Linked DNA regions of Mus musculus: region 2 is linked to region 1. The links are chromatin loops, found by intact Hi-C in ENCODE. Cell type or tissue: left cerebral cortex. All regions are shown on one strand. Links, peaks and the distances in the headings refer to the core of each region. The heading gives the core; the rest is flanking DNA. Region 1 overlaps Sms (spermine synthase). Region 2 has its middle 3.0 kb from the start of Mbtps2.

What was found. Peaks named below come from ENCODE experiments on the same cell type or tissue, not always from the same donor. Only the 100,000 strongest peaks of a DNase experiment are listed, where the experiment ranks them.
Region 2: it touches region 1 in a loop (8-fold over the local background); 16 of 42 quality-filtered maps call a loop at or near these places.

What each region holds. Positions count from the first base shown.
Region 1 is chrX:157,486,884-157,491,281 of GRCm38, forward strand. The region is part of intron 1 of Sms (spermine synthase); the gene reads right to left. Among named protein-coding and RNA genes, the nearest start is that of Sms, 3.2 kb to the right of the region's middle. In left cerebral cortex, for the core only: no CTCF peak of the experiment used is centred there; DNase peaks (open chromatin) are centred at 594, 2,138, 3,244 and 4,041; H3K4me3 peaks cover 645 bases; H3K27ac peaks cover 84 bases.
Region 2 is chrX:157,599,517-157,603,914 of GRCm38, forward strand. No RefSeq gene overlaps it. Among named protein-coding and RNA genes, the nearest start is that of Mbtps2, 3.0 kb to the left of the region's middle. In left cerebral cortex, for the core only: a CTCF peak has its summit at 2,164 (motif pointing right); a DNase peak (open chromatin) is centred at 2,162.

The DNA.
Region 1 (4,398 bases), core at 230-4,229:
TTAGTGTTGGGTTCTTTTATATTATTGCTGTGGCCGTCAACATCATCATCCTGTGCCTTTACAAACACTGGCCAGAAGAGGGAGTCGGATTCCCTAGAGTTGCACTCATAGGCAATTGTAAGCTGCTGGACTCTGAACCTCTGAAAAAGCAGTAAAAACTCTTATTCTTATTCTTGTTGTTGTTGTTGTTGTTAATTTGTTTTGTTTTTCAAAGACAGTGTTTCTCAGTCTCTGAGTAACATTTCTGACTATTCTAAACCTAGCTCTGTAGACCAGGCTGGCCTTGAACCCCAGAGATTCTGTCCCGCGTGCTGGAATCAAGCATCTGAATTAACCCAAAGGAAGATGTTTATGATGGAAATTTAAGAAACACCATTTAAGAAAGTTCATCGTAGGGTAGAACCAAAGCTTTCTTGCCCAGTCATCAGTCCCTCAAGGCTCTAAGGTTAAAGCCAAAAAGGCAGAAATCCTTTGTGGAGGAGAAATGTAAAGGATGAGGTGCTGGTGAATCAGAAAATGGCTAAATATAATCAGGAATGGCTAAAGCTTGACAATTTATTTTAGCTACTGGAGTCACACAAAGAAGGCACGGCTCCACCAGAAAGTAGTTCACCCAGGCAAATTAGGAGAGCCACAAATTTACATAGGCTCAACAGGAAGTAATCGCCAAGCACTAAACAACCAGCACCTTGGGGGAAGGTGGAGCCTTCCGTAACAATTTGCATGCAAAATAGATGTTTCCAGGAAGGACCTGAGGAGTTTTGCTTATCATACTAATAATTGAAATGCCTTTAGCCAGAATTTAGGGCAATTACCGGTGTGGGCACTACTGAAATTTGTGGGCTCTAGTAGGCCTTTTTAGGTATCTTTAACGTGTTTATTAGAGTAGCTATAGCATAGCTACAGTCTTGTTTTATTTAGAGACAGGGTCTCAGGAATGCAAGGCTGAACTCACTATGTAGTAGAAGATGGCTATTAAAGTCTAATCTTCTTGCTCCACCTAGTAAGTGCTGGGATTGCAGGCACGGTGGGAGGAATCAACACAAGACTTGTGTATGCTAGGTAAGCTGAAGTCTCCAAGCCCATTTCTCCAGAAACCACCACATTTCCCTCACACTGTGGGGCATGGAAAAAATACCCCAATAGGCAATCACTACCTTAAAAAGTAAGGGATTTGGCAATTAGGACAGCAGCAAAGGCCTTGCAATCAAATAGGTAATCTCACATAAAGGTTGTCAATCTCAAAGACGATAGGGGAGGCATGAGTCGTCCCATCATTCAGTTTGCAAGAATATCTTGGGTTCAAGGCTCCACTGCACAAGCTCCTCTTCCCTCCCCAAATCTGGAAATCTCAATGGGCCTAATTTATTGATACTTAAAATGTGGACTAGGCCTGCCAAAGGCGCACAAGCATGCTTCAAATGTGTACTTTAAAGCAGAACCTGGACCTGGTAGGGGCACTCCAAGTAAAATAAAGGTGTGGGCGAAGCCACACTCTATTAGCATCTAGGGATTCATTCACTCAGGGGCCAGTAAATCCAACCCAAAGGGCCTTTCAATTTGAATGGGTAAAAATACACCTATATTTTTTTTCACTGAAAATCAGCACGTTCTCCCACTTATGTCGACTACTCACTCCTACCTGTTATAACCAATGAAATCAAATTTTTTATACTTCTACTCCAACAAGCCAGGAGAAAATATCACATCCTACCCTCTACATACCCAGAGCCTTGATTAGGGGCTGGGACCAGAACAAGAGTATGTCCTCTACCAGTCCCCAAGATACTCAGGACTAATTTATCCTTGTTGGGTTTGAGCTGGAAAAAGAAAAAAGGAATCTCATGTTTCCTGAGATCAACACTCCTCAGAATTCAACACTTCACTTATAAGATGACCAAAGATGAGATTTGTTTTAGCAAAAAACAATTTTCTGAGTTCCTTCATCAGGCAGACGGATTAAGTACTCTCTAAGTGGTTAGGTTGCAGGTAGTTTGCCTTGGTAACTAGGTTAGACGGAACTGAAACAATAACATGGCTAAGGAGTTCCAGTTTAATTCCACTAAAATCACAGCATGGAACTGCTCCATTAGGAAGGATTACCAACAAACAGGAGGAGGAGAACATGCATTCAAGCTCCGCAGCCATTTGACTCACCCTTGAGTCACATCCAATACTTCCATGCCAAGAGGAATGCCTTTTGACTCACTATCAACAATTAAATGTTTTTAGAGACCTCACACATGGAGGGTTTTTTTTGTTTTGTTTTGTTTTGTTTTTGTTTTGTTTTTTTTAACCAAGCACCCCTTTTTTGGAAAGGAAGGGAATTTAAAAATCCTTGTGATGTAGTCAAAGCACCCCATTTTTAAAATATGGATGTGGATAATAAGGACATGCCTTAGTCTTCATTTAATGACAGAACACTTTAAGAACTCCAGATCTTACATACATTGACTTATACACAACACCTGAACACAGTGGCTTTTTTTTTCCTAAAAGGTTGTCCACTGTATCATCAAAGTTTTCTTTGAGTGGGTGGGGGCGGGGGATCGAGACAGGGTTTCTCTGTATAGCCCTGGCTGTCCTGGAACTCATTCTGTAGACCAGGCTGGCCTTGAACTCAGAAATCCACCTGCCTCTCATGTGCTGGGATTAAAGGCTTGCACCACCACTGCCCAGCTAAGGCACAAAGTTTTTCTTTGTATCATTAGTGCAATCCTTGAGATAGGATCTCAGTCTATAGTCCAGGTTGGCCTTGAACTCTCCACCCTCTGCCTCCAGGGTATTGGGATTACATGAATGTGCCACCTTGGGTCCAACTCAAAGGTTTCTTGTTTCTTTGTTGTATTAAGGATCCAACCGGGTTGTACTAGATTTAGATATAAAATCCAATTCAGTCTCTGCCTCTGGGTGCTGAGATTAAAGGTCTGCCAATATGACTGGCTTTAATTTTCTTATTTTTAATTAGGAGCAAAGTGTGAGTTAAAACATTAACAGCTAATGCTTGTCTCTTTTGGAGGAGGGGAGGGTCTAAACAGGGTTTCTTTATGCAGCCCTGGCTGCACACCAAGCTGGCCTCAGACTCAAGAAAAGATCCACTTGCCCTCTCTCAAGAGCCTTCCTTCGAGCTTTAAGTGTGTGCTCACCCTTTATTCTCAGTGTTTAAACTAAGCTGAAGGTTTACTCTTCAGTGGAAGGGCTAGAATTTCTCTGACCCCATGCTGAGCTCACTGTCCCTCCAGCCTACTGGAAATGGGATGCTAGAGATAAAATTCACACCTTCCCAGCTGGGAGGCCACAACAGTTGCTTCACATTCCTCCCCCACTAAACTCACGGTGCTAGAACTCCCATTAACCAATCAGCCCTGTAAGCTGCCAAGATAACAGTAGAACCTTTGTGATCCTAACACACTCCTCCAGCTCCACCACCCAAGTACCACCTTATTCTCTCCCAACTGTCTCCCTTGCTTCCATCCTCACCTAAGCAAAGTGGGAAGTGAACGGTGTTACTTTTTTTTAAACTCTATTCCGACCACCCAAGCACACTGGCTTACCTAACAACCCTCTAGTTCACCCGACCACAGTAAATGCCCTGAGTGTGCACTGTCCCTTGCTTCTTGCTTTCTCTCTCTTTTTTTTTCTTCCTCCCCGGAAAAAAAAAAAAGATGAGGTTCCAAAACGTTAGGAGATAAACCCAAAAGGCCACCCACAGAAGAGAATCAATTAGAAGAGGCAGACTGAAATCCAGGTTTTGCTCCAAATCCCCCCGATTTTATTTTTTGTCTTTACATTTATTGATCTTGTGAGCTCCGAGATCTTTTAGGATTGGAAGAAAAAGTACAAAGTGTGAGCTCAGAAGTTCAAAAGCAATTAAGTCGGTGTTAAAAAAAAAAATCCCGACAGAAAAAGCAGAGTGGAATCCACGTGTTCCATTAATAGAGAAACCAGAGAAAAGGGAAGACTGGGGCACCACACTATGTGCGGGATGATCTGGTAAGTGAAAGTCTGCCGCAGTCGCACGTTTAAAGGCCCAATCATTCCCGCCCACTGCGCCCATGCTTGATTCTCTCAAAGAAAAGAAGCCAGCAGTACATCCATCCCTACCCTTCAAAATTCCATCACGCAAAAAAGACTCTCCCAACCATTTCTGCCGAGACCAGGCTCAAATATCTGAGCCTCCAGGATTAGGGGTGATGGTGATGGTGGTGGCTCTAGTTCCCGCGCCCAGATCTCATCCCTCCCCACCCCCAATAATAATAATAATCGTTTCCTTTCTCTGCCCGCCGGGTCCCTTTTCAGAGGATCCTTCATCTCCTTAGATGACTAAAAAAAACCTTGCAAGCGCTGAGTGGCCCTGGTCCTCCTTCAACCCTCGCTGCCCTTAAGGGGAACCCCCCG
Region 2 (4,398 bases), core at 85-4,084, 110 kb after region 1:
ATTTGTCTATATAACTGGTCTTTATTTTAAGACAGGGTCTCACTATGCAATCCAAGCCTGGCATTCACTATACAGAGTAGGCTGGCCTTGAACTCTCAGAGTTAACCTGCACTTAAGAGTTGTGCATCAAAAATACCTGGCTGTTGATTAAAAAAAAAAAACAAAAACTTTCATCTAAGACTTGAGGAGCCGGGCGTAGTGGCGCACGCCTTTAATTCCAGCACTCGGGAGGCAGTGGCAGGCAGATTTCTGAGTTCGAGGCCAGCCTGGTCTACAAAGTGAGTTCCAGGACAGCCAGATCTATACCGAGAAACCCTGTCTCGGAAAAAAAAAAAAAAAAAAAAAAAAAAGACTTGAGGTTTGGGCTATTGCTACATATTGGAGTTCTAGACCTGGAAAAATGGCTCAACACGTAAAGGCACTTGCTGCCTAACCTGACTACCTGAGTCAGTCCCAGGGGGACAACATGATGAGAGAAACAGCCCTTGCAGGTTTTCCGTTGATCTACTGGCCTATAAAATAGGTTAGATGAAACTTTTAAAAATTGGAGCACTGACCATCTGTCTAGTGAACTAAAGTGTAGTTCTCAGCCTTGGTTGCACAGTACCTTCACCAGGGGCCTTTAAAGTCCCCCTGGTTTCTGGAGCCTGGACCAATTAAATGAGAAGCTCTGTGAAACAGACCCAAGGCTGTATCATTTTAAACGCAGTCCCATCTCTGTGTCCCCAAGTACAGATCCACCTAAGGACCCAGGACTTTGATACTCTGAGCTACACCCTCTAGCCATACGGCATTCTCTCTTTTTAAAAACAAAGTCTGTAACCCAGACTGGACTTAAAGCTCTACATAGCAGAGGAAACTTGTCCTCTTTTCTCCAATTCCTGAGTGCTAGGATTGATTACAGGTGTACACCTGTACCATGAAGCCGGGATTCACATAATCTATTAGCTATCCATAGGCTCTTGAAAAAGAGTGGTTTTGGTTTTGTAGCTAAAGTCGCCTTCAAGTTTCTGTAAAGCAACGTAGAAAATTGTTCTAGTATACAAGCCATAGGCGTTGTCTACAGTGAAGCTAGTTGGAAACTTATCCTTGATTCTCAAGAATAGGTGAACTTGGAGGCCTTATTTACGTATAGTCCTGCTAACAATTTCTCTTTTTTGGTTATATAGCCTGACTTTTTACTTGGTTCACTCAAATGGAACTACTAATCTGTAAACACCTTGATCTTGTGGCATAATGGGGTATTGTATTCTATGCCAAAGCTGTTGAGCAAGCACTGGAGTTAGAAAAAAAAGGGGGGGGCACATCGTCCGTTCAGTGACAGGCGCAGGGCACAGAGTTTTCCTTACGTTTTAATTACTTGGTAATATGTCTCTGGCTTCAGAAGTGACTCTGTTTTACCTCTGTTTGTATACATGTGTTTATGTGTTTTTATAAATGACTTGGATTTTTTTAATGTAGGTGAATATGCTATAAATGTTTACATTCAAGTACCCTGTGAATTCATAACTTTTTATATTTTCTTGGTGTTGTGTTAACCTTTGAGAATTTCTGAGGTGTGAATGCTAGCTAGATACTTACAAAATCTACTACTTGGAAGCTTATTTTTATTTTATACTTTAAATTTTAAATTTTAATTTATGGTAGTAAATTTTAAATAGTTAAATCTTTTAATCCCTCTAACAAAAAAAATGACAGGGATTTGGCCAAAATGAAAAGTTAAAATTATACTTACTGCTCAAAATTTCAAAAATTAAACACGGTTGAAATTTTATCTCCCTACTATTTTCCAAATGTTCTTTTGTATAAATGTGTTAGAATTTGTACTTCTGAATTTCTAAGTTTATTGGTACACTTTATTTTTTGATTTGACCTTTGTTTGCTTTCTGTAATGGCTCTGTAGTTTTAACCTTGTTCCTTCCTGGGAGGAGGCCATTAACTTAACAATGGAAATAGTTTCTTTTTGTTAGCCCAGAGCTTTGTCTGGACCTTGTACTAGGACAAGAACAAGCTACTGCGTGGCTATCTGATAACCCAAAATGTGAAGGAAATGAGTTGATTGTGATTTTCTGTTCCCAGCTTAAAGATTGAGTTCTACATCTGAGTTGATTTTCCCACCAGGAGCACAGAAGTCATAACAAAGCACTGAATTGCCTCCTGCTGGCTGCTGGAATTTAGCTGTAGTAGCAGCCAGCTGGTGGCAGCAGCAGAAGCACGATGGGAGACAGAATGGCAATGAAGGAAGCCCCGATGAAAAAAGAAAAAAGATGAAAAAGGTATTTTTCAGTAAAATAAACCTGTGGCTTAATTGGCAAAACATTTTGGATTTCTGTCAAGGAACTGTATTAAATAAAGGACACATAACTGCGCTTTTATTCATAGAATTTTCATTTCTTACAATATTTTTAGAGGGACATCAAATATGTATTTTGGCTGAGTGCAACCAGCTGCATATTAAAAATTGATACTTGGCTGAAACAGAGTATCAGTATATTTTCTAACTTCAGAGATAAATATATATGAAATATAAATTTTTAAAAGTTGTATAATTTTAAATTAAAGCATTGATATTCAATTAGTTATTGAAAAATATATTAATATTTTCATTTTTGTTAAAAATGTTAATTTAATCCATATTCAGAAACTTGTAAAATAAAAGGTGACAATGAAAAAATAATTTAGAAAGTTGTACAAACAACCACAGTTATTATTTTCCTTTATAAAAGTATTCCAATAAAACAAAATAAAAACACAAAAGTCAAATTACAGATTTTGGTTGTAGTACCTTCCCTGAGTTTCTTTGTAAAACATCAAATTTAAATAATGCCATTTAAAAATGGACCTAAAGGCCTTACCCCTCCTCACTGCCCTGGGAAATGCATTTGACATAAGAGGCTGCACCCACTGAAATGGCCTAGAGCTGTGAAATGCCAATCTGCCTGTGTCTATGCCACAGGATAACCTCACGCACTGCAGCACATGACCTTAAAGTACTAACAGTTTATCTTGACCTGCTATTATGTAACACATGATACTGTATACCAAATGTAGACCAATAATTTCAGTTATTAATAAATATTATATTTCTAAGTGGGTTTAAAAAGTATGCAGCAAATTTTGGCAACAATATAGAAATAATTATTTTTCCATGTGAAAAATCTTACACAAACAGGAGTCAGTAAATCACCTCAATCCACCAAATCTGTGTCATAAAAAAATTAAAAATAAAATGTCACTAGACCTACCTAGCAACATAAAGCAGAACAAACAAGATTATGTGCTGAGGCTTGGGTACAGGCAATCTAATTCCCAAAGCAGTGGCTGTCCCCTTAGCCTTTAACAAAATCAGCCCTATTATGTGTCTATTTGCTCTGTTTAAATCCTATGTATATATGTATACAAGTATACATTACTGTGTATGATCAAGCACTCAATTCAAACAGCCAAGTTTAATCAAATTAAGGATAATGGTTTACTTGAAATTAAAACTTTCTCTTTCCAATGTACTAAGTTATTTGCTAGATGAAATATTATTTTCTCATCAAGTGTAGAAAAAAAAGCTCCAGATATGTGTTTCAGTCATTCAGGTAAATACCAAAGAGAGATGTAAAAGGTCTGAAACCCTGTACATTTCTATCACAATGAAACTGAAAACTCATTTTAGCAAAACCTAATTATCATTAGCTTCTGAGAAGCTAACGGCCATGCACTGTAAAATGCAGGGGTGAAACGGCAGCTCTAAACGTCCTAGGACAGGTACAGACATTCCTACTATGTATTAAGTGTATGAACGACAGATGGATGGGGGTCTCAGGCACAGAAGAGGCTTTTTATCTTGAGACAGGAAAGCCCAGGTCGGCCTTGAACTCCGGATTCTTCTGCCTCAGCTTCCCACATAGGTTTTCATTTTTTAAGAGTTGTACACTGGTCCGCAGAGCCATCCATGTGTGTATGGGGTGGAAGAATCTAAGATCAAGACCATAGTTACAGGCTTGACTATATAGACTAGATACCTATGGGGAACAATGAATTTAAATTCTTTTTTTTTGTTTTTTTTGTTTTTGTTTTTGTTTTTTTAAGACAGGGTTTCTCTGTGTAGCCCTGGCTGTCCTGGAACTCACTCTGTAGACCAGGCTGGCCTCGAACTCAGAAATTCGCCTGCCTCTGCCTCCCAAGTGCTGGGATTAAGACCATATGCCACCATGCCCAGCCAAATTTAAATTCTTTATGAAACTTTATAAAGTCCCTGTCCTGTGTACATAACACCCCTAATCTAGCCTCTTTTAAACTATTCAAGTATGGTTCTGGGAACTGCCACTAACCTCCTGCCTTCTCTTGGGTGAAAAGTCAGTCCTTGTACAAAAAGCATCTCCCGATGTTACATGTAATCTTCATGTT